2 separate regions of the Mus musculus genome follow, and region 2 is linked to region 1. A link is a loop called in an ENCODE intact Hi-C map of the cell type or tissue named here. Cell type or tissue: left cerebral cortex. All regions are shown on one strand. Links, peaks and the distances in the headings refer to the core of each region. The heading gives the core; the rest is flanking DNA. Region 1 holds the start of Glyr1 (glyoxylate reductase 1 homolog (Arabidopsis)). Region 2 holds the start of Alg1 (asparagine-linked glycosylation 1 (beta-1,4-mannosyltransferase)).

The links. Peaks named below come from ENCODE experiments on the same cell type or tissue, not always from the same donor. Only the 100,000 strongest peaks of a DNase experiment are listed, where the experiment ranks them.
Region 2: it touches region 1 in a loop (21-fold over the local background); 1 of 42 quality-filtered maps calls a loop at or near these places.

The regions. Positions count from the first base shown.
Region 1 is chr16:5,045,503-5,057,013 of GRCm38, forward strand. It overlaps Glyr1 (glyoxylate reductase 1 homolog (Arabidopsis)), which reads right to left and starts at 4,408. Exons shown (of 16, transcript NM_001079814.1): 1 at 4,304-4,408; 2 at 3,248-3,284; 3 at 2,232-2,311. The coding sequence starts at 4,341. It overlaps Ubn1 (ubinuclein 1), which reads left to right and starts at 4,555. Exons shown (of 19, transcript NM_026666.4): 1 at 4,555-5,279; 2 at 8,226-8,339; 3 at 9,575-9,862. The coding sequence starts at 9,614. In left cerebral cortex, for the core only: CTCF peaks have their summits at 4,373 and 5,018 (motif pointing left); DNase peaks (open chromatin) are centred at 2,833, 3,814, 4,458, 4,959 and 1 more place; H3K4me3 peaks cover 3,570 bases; H3K27ac peaks cover 1,518 bases.
Region 2 is chr16:5,227,077-5,238,587 of GRCm38, forward strand. It overlaps Alg1 (asparagine-linked glycosylation 1 (beta-1,4-mannosyltransferase)), which reads left to right and starts at 6,545. Exons shown (of 13, transcript NM_145362.2): 1 at 6,545-6,781; 2 at 7,890-7,967; 3 at 8,087-8,190; 4 at 9,244-9,392. The coding sequence starts at 6,574. In left cerebral cortex, for the core only: a CTCF peak has its summit at 6,614; a DNase peak (open chromatin) is centred at 6,545; H3K4me3 peaks cover 1,507 bases; H3K27ac peaks cover 1,199 bases.

The DNA.
Region 1 (11,511 bases), core at 1,205-9,204:
ACACATCCAAAGCTACTTCCCCAAGTATTCCGCTACCACCAGCTAATCTGGAGATCTCACCTGTAAAGATTGCACCCTGACCCTGAATGAACCAGCCTTAGCGCTGAGTACCCAGAGGCAGCCTCTGTAACAGCACTTAGCACTGAGTACCCAGAGGCAGCCTCTGTAACAGCACTTAGCACTGAGTACCCAGAGGCAGCCTCTGTAACAGCACTGCTGCAAGTCCTGATCCTGTGCTCGCTGACCACCCCAAACCAGCCAGCCAGACACCAAGCAAACTCGGACGTACTGGGCAGTGAATGCTAAACATTTACTGTACCACTAAGCTTCACCATGAGCCCTTTTAAAATGCTTTTTTTTTTTTTAAATGTGGAACTCCATCAAAGGGGCTAAGACACTTAAAGTCATTTATAGCTCCTAGCTGCCCTGTAGCCACTTGTCGTGTACTCAGGAGAGCTTATTTTCAAGAAATCACATCATCACTACCAGCAGCAGGTAATTATTTATGTGTTTAGCACATGCCCTTTATCACTAAGTGCTCAGTTTATATAATTCCAATTTCCTGGGTCTTATTTCTAGTATTTTGTGTATAGAGGGAAGCCACTTTATCCTTCTAGAATTTTAGAATTAAAAAAAAAAATCAAATAATGGCTTTCAGACCTCAAATAAATGAGTTTCCATAGTTATTTCACACATGTCTTGGTTCTTCATTCAGCCACGCTTAGGGTATGGTCAATAATACTGCCTGTTACTTCCTACTATGCCAGGCAAGGAGCCTCTTTTTTTCCCCCATGGCACCAAGCCAAGGATCCACATTGCCACTTTTGTTCCCAATCATTCAAACTCTATTCATGCTTCGGAACTGGATTTCCATCTTGTCTTCCATCAGCTTTCCTAGACCCGTTGTTTTCCATTGACCTCGCCCTCTTCTGCACACCATCCCAGCTGAACTATTAAATCTTGCTCGCTTACTGAGATCCCCAAAGGTGAAGACAATAGTCACTGTCCTAGAAATGAAGGGTCACCATCTAGCACTGAGAAATGTAGACTCCTATGCAGTATAACCAACACCTGTTTTTCTCATCAGGACAGTCTTCTTCAAGTAGTCTATGACAATAACATGTTCCTTCCTTCCGTCAGTGAGTGGGGATAGTGGTGGTAATGGGAATGAACCCAAGGCTTTACACAAGCTAGACGAGTGCTCTTCTGTAACTGAGCTGTAGTCCAGTCTCAATCATGACACTGAACAACATTCCCTCTTCACAAGCTCTGCTCTCACAACTTAGGGTAGTCTTCCTTGAAATACTGCCACCACAAAGCTCGTAAGCTGGCTTAAGAAAAAAAAGGGGGTAGGGTATATCTGCATTGTGAAGGTCAACATACTATGTAAACTGAAACCCGGAAGAGCACTCTGCCACATAAACTCCTGAATGTGTGAAGCAATTTGTAAGGGACTTTTCAGAAGAAGAAAAAAAAATCACTCTTTTTTTGAACTTAAAGTAACATTTTTCTTTAAACAATAGTAAGTACAGAAACAACTGCTTAAAGAAACCAAGTTACCTAGCCAGGCCTATCCTGTATTGAGGAGAAAGCTATACAAGTTACTGTATATTCAATTGGTTACACATTCTTCCTTCAGTATAACTTTTTAAAGTTTGCTTTCTGTAAAGTCAAACTCTCAAAGCAATGGTCCTAGGTTCTTCCAGTTCAGCACACACTAGGAAATAAAGCTTTGTATTGCAATGACACAGGTAAGTTAGTTTGTTTTATAAATGAGAACAGGATTAAACAAGTATTTTTACCAAATAACACCTTAGCTTTCACTGTACCTCAGACTACACTACATGGTCATTAAAACAAAATCAGCTGGGCATGTAGCTCAGTGGTCAATGGCTTTTCTAAAATGGGCAAGGCTCCGTGTTCTATCCCCAAGGCCACAGAACATTTGTAAAAATTGCTGAGAGAGAGAGAGAGAGAACACATGAGCGCACGTGATATAAACAGCATGCCTACCACATGTAGAGTTATGAACGCTGGTTCTTACCTGAAGGAAATCATCATTAGCCTCAGAATAATTTTTTGCTAGATAAGAACACCACCTTTTATTTAAGCGTAAAGCCAGAGTGAGGAACCATTTTTCACACTGCAGCAAGCCTTAGATACTCATAGAGCAGTTCAGACTCAGGGGAACACCCAAAAGCAACATGAAGCTCTCAGGGAGGACTACTCACTGATCTTCTGTTCCAAAAAACTTCACAAAGAAGCATTTCTTTCCACGTGGTTTCTTTAAGTCCTTGGGTGGATTAACAATCTGAAGGAGAGAAAGAGAAAAGGTATGAGGCGAACCAGAAGGCTACTGGGAAAGTAACTCCCCATGGCTCCAGTGAGGCTGGAAAGCCCAAGATCTGAGAAAGGACAATGTCCAAAAGCAAACCAGGGCTCTATACTTGTCCCATAGATGGGACTTTGCTATTGTGATATGAAGAAATATGTAAATATTCTTTAAATTCTCCATAGCCAACAGGTAGTATATTGTCCAACAGATAGTCTTATTGCAATGACTCGTGGCATAGAAACAGTTAAAACTAACAGCAACATCACCCCTCCCTCCATGTGATGTGATTAATGAAGAAACAGAAAATATTCTTTAAAATACTTTTGTTGTGGGTAGCAAGAGTTAAGACAGGAAGCAGTGAAAATAGGGGACCACCAAGGCACAGGAAATACCATATTGCAAAGAGTCTTCAGACATTTCCTGGATTCCTAGCAAGACTAAAAAGCCAGAACATTTGGAAAGCTATGATGGACCACCTCTTGAAAAATCTGGAATGCCATCTTCTGCAGAGATGCACTGGAGCAGCACATATGGTAACAGGGGAAGAAGATTTAAACTTAGTTGGGACAAAAATACTTTAGCTTTTCACTAACCTACATTTAGACTTCCCTCTTCCTGGAGAATCTGTTTCTTCATCCTTAGATTTTAGCATGCTACATTTTGATTACAATTGATTTCCAAGATAAAAAACCAACCAATTTCACAAGCCCTCTGACTGAAGTGATTACCTCATATTTAAACACTCTGGTTTATGCTATAACTTTCAAAACCGACTGATAACTGGAGGCAAAACACTACATTTTATCAAAATGAGCCCATTTTAAGTCAGTGTTAGAGAATGGAGGAAATTCAACATGTTAACCCTCTCCCTTAGCTTCAACTACCTTCTTTTAAAACCAACAATGCACTCACCTTTCCTGGCCAGGGAGGATACCGGCCCAGTTTCCCCCTAGAGAAAATAATACAAACAGTCAGAACTTGCCCTGGAAAAGCCAGTCCATCTCCTTCAGCCCACTCAACAAGCAATCTATGCTTCTAACTCTAGGCTGAACAAAAGGGCCAGAACAAAAGCAGGCAAACCAGATGGGTCTTTCACAGCTGGGCTCAGGGCCCTCACATATTACATACAAAACTGTATATATATATATATGTGTGTGTGTGTGTGTGTGTGTGTGTGTGTGCCTGAGATCTGTGCACTCTTCCCGAGAAGGAACATAGAAAAACAAAACCATCAGGACGTCACTGGTCTGGTACCTCCCTGGGAGAGTGTTGGAAACTTCTCTCTGTAAACACAGACTTCCCTAAGACTGATTTAATTCACCCCATGATCGGCTTTCCTTTGACAAATGATCATGGAAACCTTCCTCTAGGTAGGGAAACTACGCAGTTCCAAGGAGACAATGGTCACTCTTGGTTTTGGCTGTTGCAGGGGACACAAGGAACAGAACGAGAGGCACTGGATCACCGCCTAGCCATCATTTGCAAAGGAGAAGTCACCCTCCCCTCGGTTTCTTCATGGGGCAGCGCCGGGCAGTCGGATTTCGCCACCTGGAACCAAGCCTCGAGCCCACGTCTGTCCCAACCGAACGCGGGTATGGACGGCTCTGTCTCTAGCAAGGTATCCTCTCCTGCTTTGAGAGGAGGTCCGGAGAGACCCTGGGACTCCACGCCACGCCAGAGTTCTCTGCAGTGGCAGCTGGAGCCAGAGTTCTAGAGCCGTAACCCTCCCCTGGGATGGCCTCAGGGTTCAGAGCAGGGACCGCCGCGGCCCCTCTCGGCCTCGGTCCCCCGGGGACCGGACAGCCTCTTCCGCTCAAGCGTCGTTCACACCGCGGCGGCACCTCCTCTTCCCCACTCTCCGCCGTCCGGAGTGCATAATAAAACTACTCCTGGGCCAGCTGGCAACCCTGCGACCAGGAAAAGCAGCTTCGCGCCGTCTTTCGTTCAGCGCTGGTCGCCAGGACTCACCACACCAAGTCGCCGAGCCGCAGACTCACAGCCGCCATCTTACCACCCAACCACCGCCGCCGCACGGGCAGCCGGGAACTTCAGGTCGCCGCGGCACCGCCCATTGGAGTTGGCCTGACCACGTGACGGGTGTTTGCTGTCATCCGCCTAGCGGATGCGCTGACGTCACCGCGCCGCGGCCGTCCATTGGACTGCTTGGAGGCACGTGACTTGAGCGCCGCGCTCTCAGCGCGTCGAAGCCCAGAGACTCCAAGCTCCCGCCTCCCCCCTCCCCTCCGGCTCGTGACAACGAAGCATCCGCGGTCCAAAGCAGCGGCGGCGGAGGCGGCGCGGCCGGACTAGCGCGAAAGGGAGCCGACTGTGCTGCCCGCTCGCTTCCGGGACTCTAGACTCATTTCCAGTCTTTCCCGCTGCTTCCGTTACGGCTGTTAGGCAGGCGCGGGCCCCGGGCCGTTGCCGAGCCTGAGGTCCCGGGCGGATAGGTGTTGGAGTCCGGTTGCTGCCCTGACTGACCCTGGCGCGGCCTGGAAGCCAGTCTCGGTCCCAGCCCGGGGCAGAAGAGGCCCCGGTTGCCCGCGAGCCCGCGCTCGGGGCGGGAGCTCCAGACTGCTGAGGAGCGCCCAGCTCGACAGTCGGCTTCCGGAGCGGCGTCCCCGCCAAGCGTCCTCGGCGTCGCCCGACTTGTTTTCTTGGACGTGGACTTGGCATATCTCGGCTCCCCCCGCTGGCTGACAAGAGAAAGCGGCAGTTTGTCGAGAGGCTTCCTTCCCGCGGGCTGGGGAGCCGGCCATGGGCCGCGGCGCGGGCCCTCCGCGCGCCCGCCTGCAGCGCTCGGGAGCGGGCCGCTGAGCCGCGCCGCAACCCGAGGGTCCCGGGCCGGCATGAGGACCACCACGGGGGGACGTCTACGGCCCGCGTCGGCTCTGGGGACAACGGTGAGCGCCGCGGTCTGGTCCAGCCTCCCGCGTTAGCCTTCGTAAGTAGTGTGACACTTTGCAAGAAGTTTTGACAGCTGGAAGACAGGTGACAGTAATGGGAACTGGTACCTGCCGAGGGGCAGGGCGGCTGCCCTAAGTTCCGTAGACCGAGTTGAAGCTCGACTTTGAGCAAGAAAAGTCTCACACCCAAGAAAAGGCGGCAGGAGTCTGTGTCAGGGTGGACTTAACTTACAGCTGTACTTTCTGAAGTCAACGCCTGCTCGGAAGGTGACGGGTTCACGCCCCTTTCCCCAAAGCAGTGTCCTTGTAGAGGCTTTGGTTGTCAATTGCTCTGAGAGATGGTGTGGTGGAGAAGCTGGGTGGTTGACCCCAGCTTGTTTTTTCTTTGGAAGAAGTACCACATTTTTCAAGGACTGTCATTTACATTGTGTGTTAATTAAACACGAACTGACCATTTAAAGTGTATTTAAGATTTCATAAAATTTGACAAATGTTCTTAATTTAGAAATTAGAGTTTTCCAGGAATTTAAGAATATTGTAATGACTTGTCTTTAAATGTAAATCTTTACAACTAAATTTAGAAACAATCCCATCAAAGTCAGGAATAGAACAAAGGATACATTGTCTAATGTCCTGTAATTCTAGTTAATGAAATAAGACAGGAGCCGAGTAGTGGTGGCACATGCACTCAGGAGGCAGAGGAAGGTGGATTTCTGAGTTCGAGGCCAGCCTGGTCTACAGAGTGAGGTTCCAGGACAGCCAGGGCTACACAGAGGAACCCTGTCTCAAGCAAACAAACAAACAAAAGAATGAAAGAAGACAGGAAACAAAAATAAATATAAAATAACCTGTCATTTTTGTAGGACTTTGCCTTTCAAAATAAAAAGGGAAAGCCATTAAATAGGGAAAGAAATTAATGAAAAAATTAGCATACAAGTTTTTCTGTTTTTTTTTTGGTAGTCAGTTCAAAAGTAAATTAGTTAAAAAGAATGTATTTATGATAACAAAAACATAAAACAGTCCCTAGGAATACCTGGAAATAGGCTTTTGCATAATATGTTTTTTGTTTTGTTTTGTTTTGTTTTGTTTTTCAAGACTTTCTGTGTGTAGCCCTGGCTGTCTTGGAGCTCCTTGTGGATCAGGCTGGGTTCCATCTTAGTGCTGGGACTAAAGATCTGTCCACCACCACAAACCCATAATCCCATAATTTGCTTTTTAAAGAGAAGAATTTTTTCCTGTGTGGCATACTAATATTCAAGTCATTCGGAGTATTTAAACCCTACTTTGTGGTTTGTTTTTTTTTTCCTTTTTGTATTTTAGTTGGAGATAAGCTCTCATGCAATCCAAGCCTCCTTCTCCTTGTCCAAGAGTGACTTTAAACTTAGGATCCTCCTGCCTCTTCCTTCACAGTGCTTCTATTACAGCTATATATTACCATTCTCATTTTAATTTAATCCCAGTGTGTGATTTAATTGAATCAGGGCCTCCAGTGTGCAAGGAAAGCACTTTGCTGAGTGACATCCCCAGCTCAATCTTAGTGTTTTTGTTTTTGTTTTTTAAGATTTTATTTATTTTACGTATATGAGTACACTGTAGCTGTCTTCAGACACACCAGAAGAGGGCATTGGATCCCATTACAGATGGTTGTGAGCTACCATGTGATTGCTGGGAATTGAACTCAGGACTTCAGGAAGAAGAGTCAGTGCTCTTAACCACTGAGCCATCTCTCCAGTCCCCATTCTTTGCTATTTTTAAAACTTGTAAGTTTTCATTAGTGTTTTATTTACAAATTTAAGAATTTATGGGACAAAAAATTATGTGAGGGTCTGTAAGATGGCTCAACAGGTAAGGGTGTCTGCCTCCAAGCCTGAAGACCTATGTTCAATCTCTGGAACCCACATGATGAAATGAAAGAATTAACTCCTATAAGTTTTCACACACACACATACACACACACTCACCCACACTCACATGAATGCTTGTGAAAATAAAAATTACTTAAACTTGAATAAAACTTAGAGACAGCACCAGGTTAAACAGGTTAAATTTTCTTAAACAATCAACTCTTTTAAATCAAGTTATTTAAATTCTCTAACATGTTTTAAACTGTAGTTTTTTTCTTAATTCTCAGGTACTTCTTTCTTGACTTGTTTCATATTTCTTTTGTTTGCTTGTTTGTTTCTTCTTCCAAGACAGGGTTGTTTGTCTGTGTATCCCTGGCTGCTCTGGAACTCTGTGTAGACCACGCTGTCCTCGAGCTCATGGAGCGCCACTGCCTCTGCCTCCCGAGTGCTGCATGCTGTACCATCTCCCAACTACTTCATGTTTCTAAAGAGGTAAACTTGCAAACCTTGGAGGAAGCTCTTCCCAAGGTCATAAACAACTCATAAATTAGTTGTATAAGTACAACTTACGTTCTTTTGTGGACTTTACAACTTATATTTTCTTAAGCATTTGGAATTAAATAAGTTTAACATGGACTTTAACATATATTATTATCTTAAATGTTTCAAATGCCCTAGTCCTTAAATATGATCATAAAACTTCACCAAAACCTGACTTCTAAGAGTTAATAGGTGGGACTAGAGAGATAGCTCAGTGGGTAAGAGCACTGACTGCTCTTCTGAAGGTCCTGAGTTCAAATCCCAGCAACCACATGGTGGCTCACAACCATCTTTAGAGCTACAGTGTACTAATATACATAAAATAAATAGATCTTTTTGAAAAAATTATTATTTAAAAAATGAGTTAATAGGTGAACTTACTTTGTCCTCTAGTCCTATCTCCTTGTTGGCTAAGGCTTGCACAGACTTTTGTAGCTGACAAGAATATTGTTACTGGTTATGTGGTTTGGAGTTGTGTTTTCTAAAAACATGGGCTGAAATGAAGCTACCTTTAAAAAATTTTGTCTAGACAAAACAACACTGGATCTGGTTGCCAATTCCTTCGTCCAATTGAGTGACTTACTGATCCATTTCTTACAGAAAGACTGTGTTCCTCTCTAAGTGGGAGCCTGTATGCCTTTAATCCTCAGTTGAGGTGTGTTTCACAACCAGGTGGATCCCAGCACTGCTCCCAGGCCCTGAAGCTTCCTTTAGGTACTGTGTAGAGCATCCAAGTGTGTTTTGATAAACTCTGCACTGGGAGTCTATTTTACTAGTTATGTCTTTGCTGTCCAATTAGAATGGCTTTTTTTTTCCTTCAAGACAGGGTTTCTCTATGTAGTCCTAGCTACAGGATGCCTGCCTCTGCCCTCCGAGTGCTGGAAATAAAAGTGTGTGCCATCACTGTTTCTCTGGAATGACTTTTTTTAAAACTCATTTGTATATTTTTAACTCCCTTATATGGTCTTGCATCACTTTTTTATGATAATAACAAAATGAATGGATATTAAATATATGCTAGTATATCTACATATATGTGGAAATAGTCAAATCATTCTGAATTCATATTTGTGAATTATTTTTGCAAAGTACAGTCATATTTTGGAGGGGACTTGGAAAAATGATTCTAAAATTGATCTGAAATGGGCTAAAATCCAATTACTACTTTTAAAAAGGTAATAAAGACAAACTTTTAATTCAGGATACTAAAAATAAGAGTTTTGAAGACAGTTCATTACTGAATAAACAATCTCTCAAGTACTTGATTAATGTAATACAGCTTTTATACATGGACCATACATATGAGGTCTGCTTTGTAATTGGTACTGGGAAAACTCAAGTTATAGCCTGTTCTTGCAGCATAGAGCCCAGTAAGTTCACTATGGATTAGATTTAAAAGTGAAAACTCTTTAATAGACTGACTGGGGGATTTCTTCCATATGATCTGTTTAAAAAGAGCTTTCTAGACACAAAAGAAATAAGTCACATACAACAAACCCCAAGTTTGGACTGCATTAATACATAGGCTTTTGACTTGAATTATGTGGTATGAGATGATTTCTAAAATAGGAGAAATTTGTATTGAAAACTACTTGCTTTTAGCTGGGCGTGGTGGCGCACGCCTGTAATCCCAGCACTCGGGAGGCAGAGGCAGGTGGATTTCTGAGTTCGAGGCCAGCCTGGTCTACAAAGTGAGTTCCAGGACAGCCAGGGCTACACAGAGAAACCCTGTCTCGAAAAACCAAAAGAAAAAGAAAAAAAAAAAAAAAACCCAAAAAACTACTTGCTTAAATGGTTTAAAGCAATTATAATTTATCAGTGGATTCTTTTTGACAATGAAATTTTTAAAAAACTGAATAACTGACAAGGAAATGCCTGCTATTGTTATTTAGAAAATGCCTACCTTTGTTATTTTGGTTTGACCTGGCCCTTCTTTTCACTGTTAACAGAAACCATGAAGTGACACCTACTAAGACTTGTTGGTAGCCATGTCGGAGCCCCACAGGGTCCAGTTCACCTCTGTCCCAGGTTCTTTGAATCCTGCATTTTTGAAGAAGTCCAGGAAAGAGGAAGTTGGAGGAACAGAACAGCATCAAGACTGTGAGCCAGCTGCAGCAGCTGTTCGGATTACACTCACTCTCTTTGAACCAGATCACAAACGGTGTCCAGAGTTCTTCTACCCAGAGTTGGTAAAGAATATCCGCGGGAAGGTAAAAGGCCTTCATCCTGGAGACAAGGTACATTCTTGTTGCTTTGCAGATCTGACATGAAGCTACCAGTGTTCACATGGACCTTTATATCAGAGAAGTGAGTGAGGCTAGAGAGGCCTGAGCTGCCTCAAGTTTATCTCACTCACCCAGAGCAAGCACTGGGTGAGAATGATCCTTGTGGCTTATGCTAGAGGAAAATATATAGCATATTCAAGCTACTTTGAATTATAGCTAACTATATAAATTTAAAAAGCAGTACCTTTTTTTGTGCTAATATTTTTATATGACTCACTAGAGATCATTGTTTTGATGGTTGCAGTGTTGCATGCTTTCCTATGTCCACTCTGAAGGACAAACAGGAAGATACCCATACTCTCATCGTTGCTGTCTTGCATAGTTTCTTGTTTTGGATGGGTAGAAATCTGCTTCTGCCTGCTTGTTTGCTTTCTTCCTATGCCAAAATTGGCTTTGTGAGCTTCAAGCTGTTTGAAATCAGTTTGGTTTCTTTAAATGATTTTTAACTTTGAATTTTAATGTTTTCTTTTTCTTTTCTTTCCTTTTTAAAATTTTAAACCTTTATTTATTATGGAGAGAGAGAGAGAGAACGAGCGTGCTCAAGTGTGTAGCTTGTGGGAGTTAGAGCTTTTCTTCCATCGTGTAGGAGCTGGGGAATGGCACTAGGGTGTCAGGATGATAGCAAACGCCAAGAATCTCATGCTGCCCGAGCTTACCTCTCACCAACCTTGATGTATTTTTTTTTCTTGGCATATTTGTTTTGCTTTTCTAGTATGGAACTTTCAAACATGCATATTTTCAAATCTTTGCATATAGATTACCAAGTATGGGCAATATCTATTACCCATCTTCAATTGTTACAGCATTGGCCAGTCATTAACTTTTTAAAGAAGTGTGTGTGTGTGCCAGGTGTGGTGGCACACACCTTTAATCCCAGCACTCGGGAGGCAGAGGCAGGCAGATTTCGAGGCCAGCCTGGAGTTCAAGGCCAGCCTGGTCTACAAAGTGAGTTCCAGGACAGCCAGGGCTATACAGAGAAGCCCTGTCGCGCCCGCTCTCGACCAGCAAGAACGACGCGACCACCAGTCCTTCTAACAGCAGTTTATTCAGTCCTGATTCTTCTTGTTTATATCCCCCGAACCCTGGGCCTCTCACTCCTTTTATACTCTCTCTCATCCACGCACCGCAGGCCACGCCCCCTCGCCAGTCACGAGGCTTCAGCTAATCAGGGCAGCAGGGGCAAATCTCCACCAAATTGGGTTCACCTGTATCCTGGTACACCTGCGCAGCACTCAAGACGTTTGTGTCTTATATGAGGAAGTCAGGTGCAAGTCATATGACTTAGCTGCAGTCCCTGGCGCCTTTGGGACTGCCGCCACACCCGCTCCCCACAAAGCCCTGTCTCGAAAAACCAAACCAAAAAAAAAAAAAAGTGTGTGTGTGTGTTTTTGTATATTTTTGAGATAATGTCTTTCCCATTTTGTTTTCTATTGCTGTGATAAATGTAGAAATCTAAAGCAAGTTGGGAAGGAGGAAAGGATTATTTCAGCTTACAGCCTACTACAGTCTATCATGAAGGGGGAAGTTAAGGCAGGAACAGATGCAGGAGCTATGAAAGAGTGTTGCTTATTGGCTTGGTTCTTTTCACTTGCTTAGCTACC
Region 2 (11,511 bases), core at 2,078-10,077, 180 kb after region 1:
AGCTCTGAAATAGCTTATTTTCATTTTTCTCTTTTTTGCTAAAAGATCTCAAACAGGGGATAACTACTTTTCTAAAACTTATTTTCTTTCTCTCATGTTCAGAGTCTACTTCCTTATCTCCTTCTTCTGGGAATACTTCCAGAGAAGGGAGAGGAGGTACAATGGCTGCTTTTGATAGTTACTTTTCAATAAGAAAAAACAGTTGTAGGGACTGCATCGGGACAGAAAAGACAGTTGCAGGGACCACATCGGGACCCTCATTAGCTAGTTTATCATCTAAATCTCTACCTACCTTTCACCATTTTTTACAACGTATCTCTGCTTCATCTATAATAAACCATGGACATACCTGGTCTATGAAAATAAAAAGTCTATCTAATCTTGTTTTTTAACTCGTACTCTTCTTTCTCTGAGAGCTATCTTTAAACCTTTGATGAAGGCTGCCTCTTTAGATAGCTTATGTCCCATAACCTGAAGTGGAGATGACTCAACTCACCAAGGACTTCTCGCTCTTCCGTGAGCAGTGGAAGGTGTCCTTCACTACTTTTAAATTCTTGGGGTCGCGACGAACTTCTCTGGAACCTCCACTGATTAGGAATTACGATCCGGACCTCGCCCTCACGTCGGGCAACACTTATCCCGTCCCGTGGGATTCAGTTATTCGTGGGTGCGAGGGGGACCGCGAACCTGGAAGGAAATGGGAATAAAAGAAAGAAAAGTAGGATACCAGGGAGGGTACCTATCGAGGTCTCGTTTATTAGGCTGAGGTGCCTTCTTTTTAAAGCATACATCTCGGGGAATATGGGAGGGGTCAAGGGAGAATTATACAAAGAACAAAGAAGTGGGCATCTGCTGACATGGGGGCCGAAGTCAGGCGCCAGGCAGCGGGCACTCTGGATCTTATCTCTGGAACATCGATCCTCCTTGACAGCCTTGGGGGTCAGGCTGTGCTCAGGCGTAACTCATGTCCTTGGATGGCATGGGAACTCAGGAAGAGATAGGGAAGAGGGGACTATAATTCAGCTTTTACAACCTCAGGTGCCAAGAAAGGAATAGGGAGGAAGGGGGGTGATAACCAGCTCTTAGTACAAGGCCCTTGATTTGTTAAGGAGATTGTGAAGGGCTCACTTTCTCACGGGATGGTCTCTGACATGGCACTTAACCAGTAGAAACAGCATTCAAGTCATGAAGGTGTGGTGGTTGGACTAGGAATGACCCCCACGGGTTCCTGTGTTTGGATGCTTGGTCCATAGGGAGTGTCGCTATTAGAAGGTGTGGCCTTGTTAGAGGAGTGTGTCACTGTGGAGGCAGGCTTTGAGGTCTTATATATCAGGCCTAGTAGTCTCCTTCTGCTGCCTGAGATTCAAGATGTAGAACTCTCAGCTCCTTCTCCAGCACCATGTTTGCCTGTGTGCTGCCATGATTCTCTCCATAACAATAATGGACTAAAGCTATGGTCTTGTAAGCCAGCCCCAGTGAAATGTTTTCCTTTGTAAGAGTTGCCATGGTCATGGTGCCTCTTCACAGCAGTAGAAACCCGGACTAGTAGAAACGTGAGACACAAAGCTGGGTGTGGTGGAACATGCTTGTCATCACAGTTCTTAGGAGGGTAAGGAAGGAAGACCACTGCAAAACTGAGACCAGCTTAGAAAGTAGAGTGAGTTCAAGGCTAGCCAGAGCAACTTGGTCATCCTGACCCAAAAGTTAAAAACATAAAAAAAGGTGCTGGGTCAGTGGTAAAGAATCTAAGAAATAAAATCTAATGGTTCATTTAAAAAAATAAAAGTGGCTTAGGCTCTATTATGGATAAACAGAAAGCATTGGACCCCTGCTAGCTACTATCATCCAAAATTTTAGTTTAACTACTACCCCCAAAACTAGATGTTTAGAGTGGAAAACTGCTACCAGCCAAGGCTGCCTAATGATCTGCAGACATGATCAGAGTGTGTGCTTGATAAGCTCTAGGATAAAGTGGACGTAAACCAGAGATGAACCCATACATTTTTGTTGAAGAAAAAGCAATGATAAGAAGACAAATGTGTCAGAGGGAAAAACAAGACCCAGATTGTATCTTCCCGATCCCTCAGCCAATGAGGAAAGGGGGCGTCTTTTAGTCACTGTTTTATTACTGTGAAGAGACACATGACATGTCAACTCTTATAAAAGAGAATATTTAATTGGGGCTTGATTACAGACCAGGGGTTTAGTTCCCTATCCTATGACTCTGGCATCTCTAACATTTTGGGGTCTTCAACACAATCTAGGCTTCACCTTCATATCTTTACCCAAAGGACCCTCTGGACCTCTATACAGGGACACCCTTGATATATGCCTGGCCTCAGTGGCTTTCCTTGGATGTCAAGGGAGACTCCATAACCCCTTTCGTGTATTTTGACACTAAAGCCAGAACCCCATGGCCACCACTCCCTTTATTCTATTTAGCATCAGGCTTTTCTGTATTTTTTAACTCTTTGAGCATATTTTGTAGTCTTCCTTGCTTAACTTATTCCTTTTCATCTATATCTACATAAAAGTGACTACTAATAACCACATGACACAGTCATTACTACACTCTCTTGAAATCTCCTCTGACAATACCATTAATCCAAAACTCTTCCATTTAGCCTCAGGCAGATATTTTTGGACAAGGGAAGAAAGAAATCCCTTTCTTCACTAAAATAATTTAGGAATGGTCTCTAGGCCACCTACTAATATTCTTCTGCTTTGGAACATCTTGATCCAGGTTCCCACAGTTCTAATCACCCCCAGCACCACTGGCTTCCATGTTCTACTAGCATGGCCCACTAAGCCCCACTTAAAGCATTCAACTGCTTTCCTAATTAATTTAAAGTCCACATTCCACCAACAATCGGTATTGTCAGGCTTGTCACATCAATACCCTACTCCTGGTACCAACTTCTGTCTTTTTTAGTGTTCTGATGCTGTGAAGAGGCACCATGACCATTGCAACTCTGATAAAGAAAGCATTTAATTGAGGTTTGCTTACAGTTTCAGAGGCTCAGTCCATTATCATGTCAGAGGGAGTATGATGACATGCAGGCAGACATGGTGCTGGAGTAACAGAGTTCTACATCTGGATCCACAGGCAGCAAGAAGAGAGAGTCACCGGGCCTGTCTCGGCTTCTGAAACCTTTAAGCCCACCTCCAGTGACACACTTCCTCTAACACCTCCTAATCCTTCTCAAGTAGTGCCACTTCCTGATGCCTGAGCATTCAAATAGATGAGCTTATGGGGGTCATTCTTACTCAAACTACCCGAGGGAGGACCAGACTTGCATTATTGGGAGTATAAAAACTTTTTTCCCTATTCAGTCATCATGCCACCATTCTTGGATGAGTATGTCCAGTTTTGCAGAGCCATAAGCCACTGTGCTCTTGCTATTTTTAAGTCTCTGTGGGGTGGTGAGCTGTGATAGGCAGCTTGGTCCCTGGTTGAGCTCAGGCTTAAAACCCTATGACCCAGCTGGTGACTGTCTCCTGCAAGGAATGGCAGGCGTTTGGCTATGCCCCTTAGGGCGCCTGTCTCCTGTCATGTAGCTACCCCCCCCCCCAAGAGAGGTCTGTGGCTATCAGTCACACAGGAGCAGCACCAAGCCCTCCCACATGCAGATAAGGTATCTCTAAGCTCTCAGACCAAGCCTATGAGAAGTACCTGCTGTCAGACCCTGGCCCACCCCAAAATTGTATATAAGAATCCTATCCAGGAGGAATAAAGGTGTGTGAGAACTACTCCATTGTCTGAGAGCTTCAGTCATAAGAGCTGTAACACTGCCGCTTGGGAAGAGGTCTGCTCTCCAGAAGAGCCACCTGAAGCTCCCCGCTGGCTAGTTGGCCTCTCATTGGCCCAGCCTGGCCCAGCTCAGTGCTGGGTGACATGGAGTAATTGAGATGCAACAGAGGTGGAGCCAGCTGCAGCACCAGAGGTGACAGAGAAGACTCCTCCTTCCTGCTCACACTTGCTCCCCTTTGCCTGAACCCTCGCACCCAGCTGGGCCAGAGATCTCCATGGAAAGCCTCCAGTACACAGGCCCACAAGTCTCCAGTGCTCTTATTATAAAGTGAGAGTCTACAATTCTCACAGCAGTGACCAAGCCTGCTCAGTCAGTCAACAGGTTCTCTAGTGCAGGAGCGAGGATTGAAAAGAAAGAGACGATTAGACAATACTGCAGCATGACCCAAGTCAATTCTGAGACTTAAGGCAGGTTTATTTTTTCCCAATCCGATTTTATACTATTTTAATTACATGCAAGTAGTAAGGACAATAAGCACAAATAGTCAAGGAAAAAGCAAGGCAATAAGCAAAGTCCCGTGGTTGATCATTCCAGGGATCACTGTTTCTAAGGGCTTGCCAGCTTGATCAAAATATCTGAGCCTACTTCCTTGTCCAAGCCCAAAATCAGATTCTTGTCTGAAGCCTACTTCTTTTGTTCCACCCTAAAATTAAGATTCCTGCCTGAATTCTGATATAGCTGTCTCATGTGAGGCTATGCCAGTGCCTGGCAAATACAGAAGTGGATGCTCACAGTCATCTATTGGATGGAACACAGGGCCCCCAATGGAGGAGCTAGAGAAAGTACCCAAGGAGCTGAAGGGATCTGCAATCGGATAGGTGGAGCAACAATATGAACTAACCAGTAACCCCAGAGCTATGTCTCTAGCTGCATATGTAGCAGAAGATGGCCTAGTCGGCCATCATTGGGAAGAGAGGTCCTTTGGTCTTGCAAACTTTATATGCCCCAGTACAGGGGACTACCAGGGCCAAGAAGTGGGAGTGGGTGGGTAGGGGAGCAGGACTGGGGAGGGTACAGGGAACTTTCGGGATAGCATTTGAAATGTAAATAAAGAAAATATCTAATAAAAAAAATTCCTGCCTGAACTTACTTCCTTGTCATGGCCTAATGTCAGATTCCTGCCCCAAGCCCATTTCCTTGTCCTTGGCCAATGTCAGATTCCTGCCATGCAGCCCCCAAAGCTCCCCACACAGCAGTACTTTTCTAGCTGGCAAAGTCAGGAACTCTAGAGTTCATGCCACTATCATTATCTTATGCATCTCTTTCTTTCTCCCTTTATTGCCCATACTTAAAAAGTTCTCCCTTCCTTCCTTCCTTCCTTCCTTCCTTCCTTCCTTCCTTCCTTCCTTCCTTCTTCCCTCCCTCCCTCCCTTCCTCCCTCCCTTCCTTCTTTCCCTTCCTTTCTTTCTCTATAACCCATTGTCTATTCGTCTCTCCCTAAACTTGAGTCTCCTTTTTCTCCTTATAAGCTGAAAGCCAACAAGCTTTAGTGAGCTTTCTGTTTCTGCCCCTCACAGCTGAGATTATAGGTTTTGTGGTGACATCCAGCTTGTTACATGGGTGTCAGGATTTGAACTCCTGTCATGATTGCAAGTAAGAGCTCTTAACTGCTGAGTCATTTATCCAGCCCCTTATTTTTTTGAGTTCTTGTCATAAGCTGCCCAGGCAGGTCTTGAACTCTCTATGGAGTCGAGGATGACCTTGGCTTCTCCTCCACAGTGCCAGAATTACAGGCTATACTATGCCTGCTTCCTCTCTTTTGTATTTGAATTGTTGTATTCAATGTGCATGCATCTTAACAAATGAAGAGATAAACATTTTGCTTAATAAATTTTCTCACTGGAAGGCACCTCTGCTAAAGAGCCAGAGGCCCTATGGTCTCTTGCCTTCTACCAACAAAGATCGGTTTCCATGTGTAGCCATGATCTTGTTTATACATTCACTTCTCAGGGAATGGCCTCTTTCCTCAACAAAACTAGGAAATTCATCCAAATTGTTTTTATTTATTTAGTGTACAAGGGAGGTGCTGTGTGTGTCACAGCAGGAGCGTGGAAGTCAGAGGATGTAGAGAGTTGATTCTCTCCTTCCTGAGATGGTACCCTACTTTAGCATCAAACACCTTTACCTGAAGAAAACTCATCAGCCTCTCATCTAAAATTTAATCTCTCTTGTTAGATTATTAAAGGCAGCTACTGAGAGAGTAGATAAAAGAGGCTGGGTCTGATCATAGCCGAGACAAGTTCATGTACGGTGAGGGTACATTTTTGTGTAGATGGCTAAGATACTCACAGAAGATGAGATATGGCCTCCTATAGGGGTAGAAATGACTTCACAGTCCGTAAGGGAAGCTGAGAAGTGTACTCTAGCAGCAGGTAATCATTATCATCATTATTATAGTTTGAAATTTATCTTAGCGGTCTTTAAAAGAAGTTCTTAGACTCCAATAAAGGTACAGCTTTACTTTCACAGGGGAAAACACACTTCAGAGAACTTGGCATGGCTAAGTCCATTCTTGGGCTCCTTAAGTAACTCTTCAAAGGCCTCCTACCCTTTCCAGGCCCCGCCCCCCCGTTCAGAGCCCGCCCCCATCTTCCAAATTCTCTTTCCTTTTCTCCCAGACCTCGCCTTATCCAAGGCTCCGCCTCCTCCTTCGTAAAGAGGCGATTTCATAATCACCTCCCCCTGGGCAGGGTCTGGGGTGTGCGCTTGCGCATAGCGAGGCTTCCGGGCCCGGTCACGTGCTCGGCGCCGGCCGGCCAAGATGGCAGCGTCCTGCGTGGCGCTGCTGGTTCTGGCGCTGCTGTTGCTGGTGCTGCTGCTGGGCTTGTGGAAGCGTGGGCGGCAAACGGGCAGGGCCCGGCACATGGTCGTCGTGGTGCTGGGCGACGTGGGCCGCAGCCCCCGCATGCAGTACCACGCGCTGTCATTGGCCCAGAGCGGCTTTTCGGTGACGCTGCTGGGGTTCTACAGTGAGTGGCGGGGACCTGAGAGGGAGGCTCAATCAGGAGCCTTGACTCTCCCTGTTTTGGGACAGAGGCGGGAGCAGCTGTGCTCCTCTCCTGCCTGTTCTGGTCTGGACCGCTGTTTTCTGGTGTCTGGGAGCAGCGGGCGTCAGTCGCCGTTTACCATACGTGAGGACTACAAATAGATCGGTTGCAAAAGTGTCTGTCACTTGCTTTGTTTAGGTAGTGCACAGACAGGCTGCAACCCTGGTGTGTGAGACCTTAGTGCTGGTCACCACTTCCTCATGCTGCCTTTGTCACTGAGTTGGCAGGCTGAATGTTTCTTCACATCCCTTGTCCAGCCGCAGAGCTTTTCTTGCTGTGGATGGTTCTCTTGTCCCCTAAGGTGTAGGCAGAGGTGTCCACTCCCTCATCATGTCCACGTGGATGATTTTTCAGGGGTTCACTCTTACTATGCAGCCTCTAGCTGGTTTGGATCTCACTATGTAGGCCAGAGTGTCCTTGAACTCACAGAGATCCACTTGCTACTGCCTTTAGAGTGTTGGGATTAAAGGCATGCACTTTAGTAGCCCCTCAGGTATCCAACCTTTTGACACAGTCATATGAAATCTGCTAGCATGTTGGGGACATTCATAACTATCCTCGAACACGTGCTGGGCACCTCAAATTGGATCTGCGAACTTGGGGGTGGCCCAGCTCTATCTAAGGGAAAGTGGAAATAGCCCTTATTGGTCCCCGTGTGGAGTGCTATCCTAGGGCAGACTGCCATCCAGGAGTTCTACTCTTTATCAGTTAAATTGGGTCCCTATTGCATGCCAGTCATCAGGTTAAATTAAGTAGGTATGATGAATGCCCTTCGAGGGTATTCTATAGAAGAACACAAAGTGACCTCATTTTCTATTCTGGGTACTGGGGACCTGTGAGGTTTTGATAGGTGTTATTTTCCTTCCACCTTGTTTACTTGAGATGGGCATGCTTTGTAGCACATGCTGGCTTTGAACACTTTATCCTGCCTTATCCTTCCAAGTACTGGAATTACAGATGTGAAGGAACACACCCAGCTGACTGTAACTGGCTATTTCTGATACCTGAAAGGGCTCATTTGCATTTGCAGACTCCAAACCTCGAGATGAACTCTTGCAGAATGATAGGATTCGGATTGTGAAGTTGACAGATCTGCGGGGCCTGGGAGGTAGGACCAGTCAACTCCAGGTTCTTGACTAGGGGTAGGGATGGTTGCGTATTGGGAAGATGAAGGGACTCTCAGTGCCAAGAGCTCTTTTGTAGAGACAGATGTTTTCTGACTTGCAGCTGGGCCCCGAATTCTCCAGTATGGAGTCAAGGTTGTATTTCAGGCAGTGTACTTGCTGTGGAAGATGATGCGCATGGACCCTGCAGCCTACATCTTCCTCCAGGTATGTGCCAGCTGCTCTTTCCTTCTGTGAGAATCACCATTATCATAGCAGGTCTCTTGCTGGTCTTTTAAACATGCACACATCGGGTTGTGGGTGTGGCTCAGTGAGGTCTTGGATTTGATTTCCAGCCCACATACAAAATGAACAAATTATTAAATGTATTTAATACTTCTGTGTGCATAGCCTATAAAAACATGGGGAGGGCTGCTGCACTCGTGAACTTGCAGCTATACAAGACCGGGGCAAGGCTGCCAACACTGTAGCATGGGCGGGGGGAGGGGGGTGGATTCACAGGGGAGCCGTCCCTAGCTAAGGAGCTGTTGGCAGTTAATGGTTGTTGGGGGTGGAGGTTATTTTTCTTCTCCAGTGTATCCACTAATAAATGGCCCATTCTTCAATAAACAACCTCTCACTTAGGTTATTATAAGCAACTGTAGTTAAACTCAGTCACTAAAGAAAAAAAAAAGATGAGACCAGGAGGGAGCACTTGGAGGGGAAACCGGTACAGAGGGATGACTGACAGGTGAGGAGGGAGCTAAGGAAGAGAGTGGGGAGTGATCAGAATGCATCACACATACACAGTCATGAAACTGTCAGGTAATAAATACAGTAATAGGAAAAACAAACGAGTGTGCAGGCTGCCGGAGCAGTGGCTCAGTGCTCGGTTGCTGTTCTTGCAGAGGACCCAGGTTTCACTCCCACCATCTACAATAGGAGTTTACAGCTATCTGTAACCCAGGTTCCAGGGATCCAGCACCCTTGTCTGGTCCTCATGCTTGGGTGGCAAATTCTTTACCTACTGAGCCATCGTCTTAACTCAAGAGCTCTTGATCGATGATGATTTTGGGGTTTTCAGATTGGGCAGTTTGGTTTCTTTATAACTTCTTACTCCCTTTGTTGTTGTTAATGTTTTTATGGTGGAGGGGATCTTCTTTCTGCCCCCGGGCTGATGAGAGCCTTTTAGGTCATAGTTTCTTTGCTGTGTGGTCACTCCTCTAGGCTATATGGGCCATAGTCTATGCTTCCTCCACTGCCTGAGTCTCCTTTTCCTAGAACCCTCCAGGTCTGCCTGCTATTGCCGTCTGCTGGTTTGTGGGCTGCATTTGTGGGAGCAAATTGGTCATCGACTGGCACAACTATGGCTACTCCATCATGGGCTTGGTCCATGGCCCCCGCCACCCCATTGTGCTGCTGGCCAAATGGTGAGAGGATGTGAGTGGTTCCCCCTGAGTCCTCATTAGAGTGGGTGGGAGAGAAGGGCCTGGGTGAGCAGGTTGGATCTAGAGCAGGGTCCTCAGTTCCACTCTGATTCTGGCTGCCCATCTCATTGTGTGCTTCTTGCTCTGGGGTCCAGCTAGCTCTGTCCTTTCTCTGTCCCTGCTGGGATTGATTGTTGTTTGTGGGACCAGCAGACCAGGCAGCTCCTTCCTGTCACAGCACCAGCTTCGTGCCAGGCTCCAGGCCAGGTCCCGTTTTTCCCCACTCTGTCTCCATCACCCCCAATTATGGTGCATTGTAAAAGTTAGGTGAGTGGGCTGAGAGTGATGCTGCCTCTTGCTGCACAGGAAGTCATCAGGAATCAGCCCCTGGAGGCTGCACTCCAGAGCCAACTTGTAGCTGGAGGGAAGAAAAGGCTGCCGTACTCTGGTGGTAGCTAATGAGCTTTCTCACTCCGGTGCCCAGACTAGCTTCGAATTTATGTTGGTCCTCGTGCCTCAGCTTTGTACACTCTGGGATTACAGGCACGATAAACCACACCCAGTTTAGTAGTGTTAACTTTTTTTTTCTTGAGACAAGAGTTTCTCTGTGTAGCTCTGGCTATCCTGGAACTCACTCTGTAGATCAGGCTGGTCTCAAACTCAGAGATCTGCTTGCCTCTGCTGGGATTAAATGTGTTGGCCGCCACCAGTTAGCAATCCTACTTTTATGCATTTTTTTGTAATTAATTTTTCTAGTTCATTTTATTCTTAAAAATTACTTTAATTTCAAAAACAAAACAAAAACAACAACAAAAGACAGCTGTGTGGTGGTGGCACATGTGTTTAATCCCAGTACTTGGGAGGCAGAGGCAGGTAAATCTCTGAGTTTAAAGCCAGCCTGGCTACACAGAGAAACACTGTCTCAACAAACAAGCAAACAAAATTACTTTATTTTATATATGAATATTATTTTTATATGGCTGTTTTGCTTGCACGTTTGTCTGTGTACCATGTGTTTGTCTTGTGACTGCAGAGGACAGGAGAGGAGATCAAATCCCCTGGGATTGGATTTATAGATGGTTGTGAGCTGCTGTGTGGGTCTAGGGAATTAAACCCTGGCTCTGTGGGAGAGCAACCAGTGCTGAAGCAGCTCTCTGGTCCCTAAACTTGTTTTTGTTTTTAAAGATTTATTTATTAAACTAGTTACACTGTAGCTGTCTGCAGACACACCAGAAGAGGGCATCAGATCTCATTCTGGGTGTTTGTGAGCCACCATGTGGTTGCTGGGATTTGAACTCAGGACCTTCGGAAGAGCAGTCAGTGCTCTTACCCGCTGAGCCATCTCACCAGCCCCTTAAACTTGTTTTTTTGAGTCTCATTTATTGTAGGCTGGTTTTGATCTACCTTTCTAGTGCTGGGATTACATGTGTGCACTGTCAATATTTATTTTATGATGTGCTGGGGATGGAACCCAGGACTTTGATGTATTATGGGCAAGCTCTCTACCAATGGAGCTACATCCCTACTCATATGTATATGTGTATATATACATATATGTCCATAATACACACATATTTTGAGACTGTTTATTGTGACTGGCTTCATATCATATCATAGGATGACCGTGAATTCTGATCCTCCTGCCTTTTTCTCCTCCCTTTTTCAGTGTTTGGATAGACATGCACCACCATGTCCCATGTTTTAAGCACTAGAGGTAGAACCAGGGCCTTGAGCTTGCCAGGCAAGCTGTCTACCAGCTGAGCCACATTCCAGCCTGAAGCTTAGTCCTTGATTTGCTCTCTCTCTCCCTCCTTCTCTTGGGATGAAGCCTCGACATCACTAAACTCCCTTCATACCACAATGAGAGACAGCTGCAGCCCCGATTGTGCCGGGAGGCTGAGACTTGGTTAAGCAGCCCTTATTGGGTTTCTCCTCTTTATTGCATGAGTCTGGATTTGTGGGGATTGATTCCTTTTAAAGTAATTGTGTAGGCTGAACAGTGAGAGGAGAGGAAGGTTTGAGAGAGTAACTTACTCAGAGCTCATGGTGCATTCTGACAGGTTCAAGGGCCCTCGCTCTGCAGCCTTTCCACTGTCTAGGAGTATCAAGTCATATGGAGGCT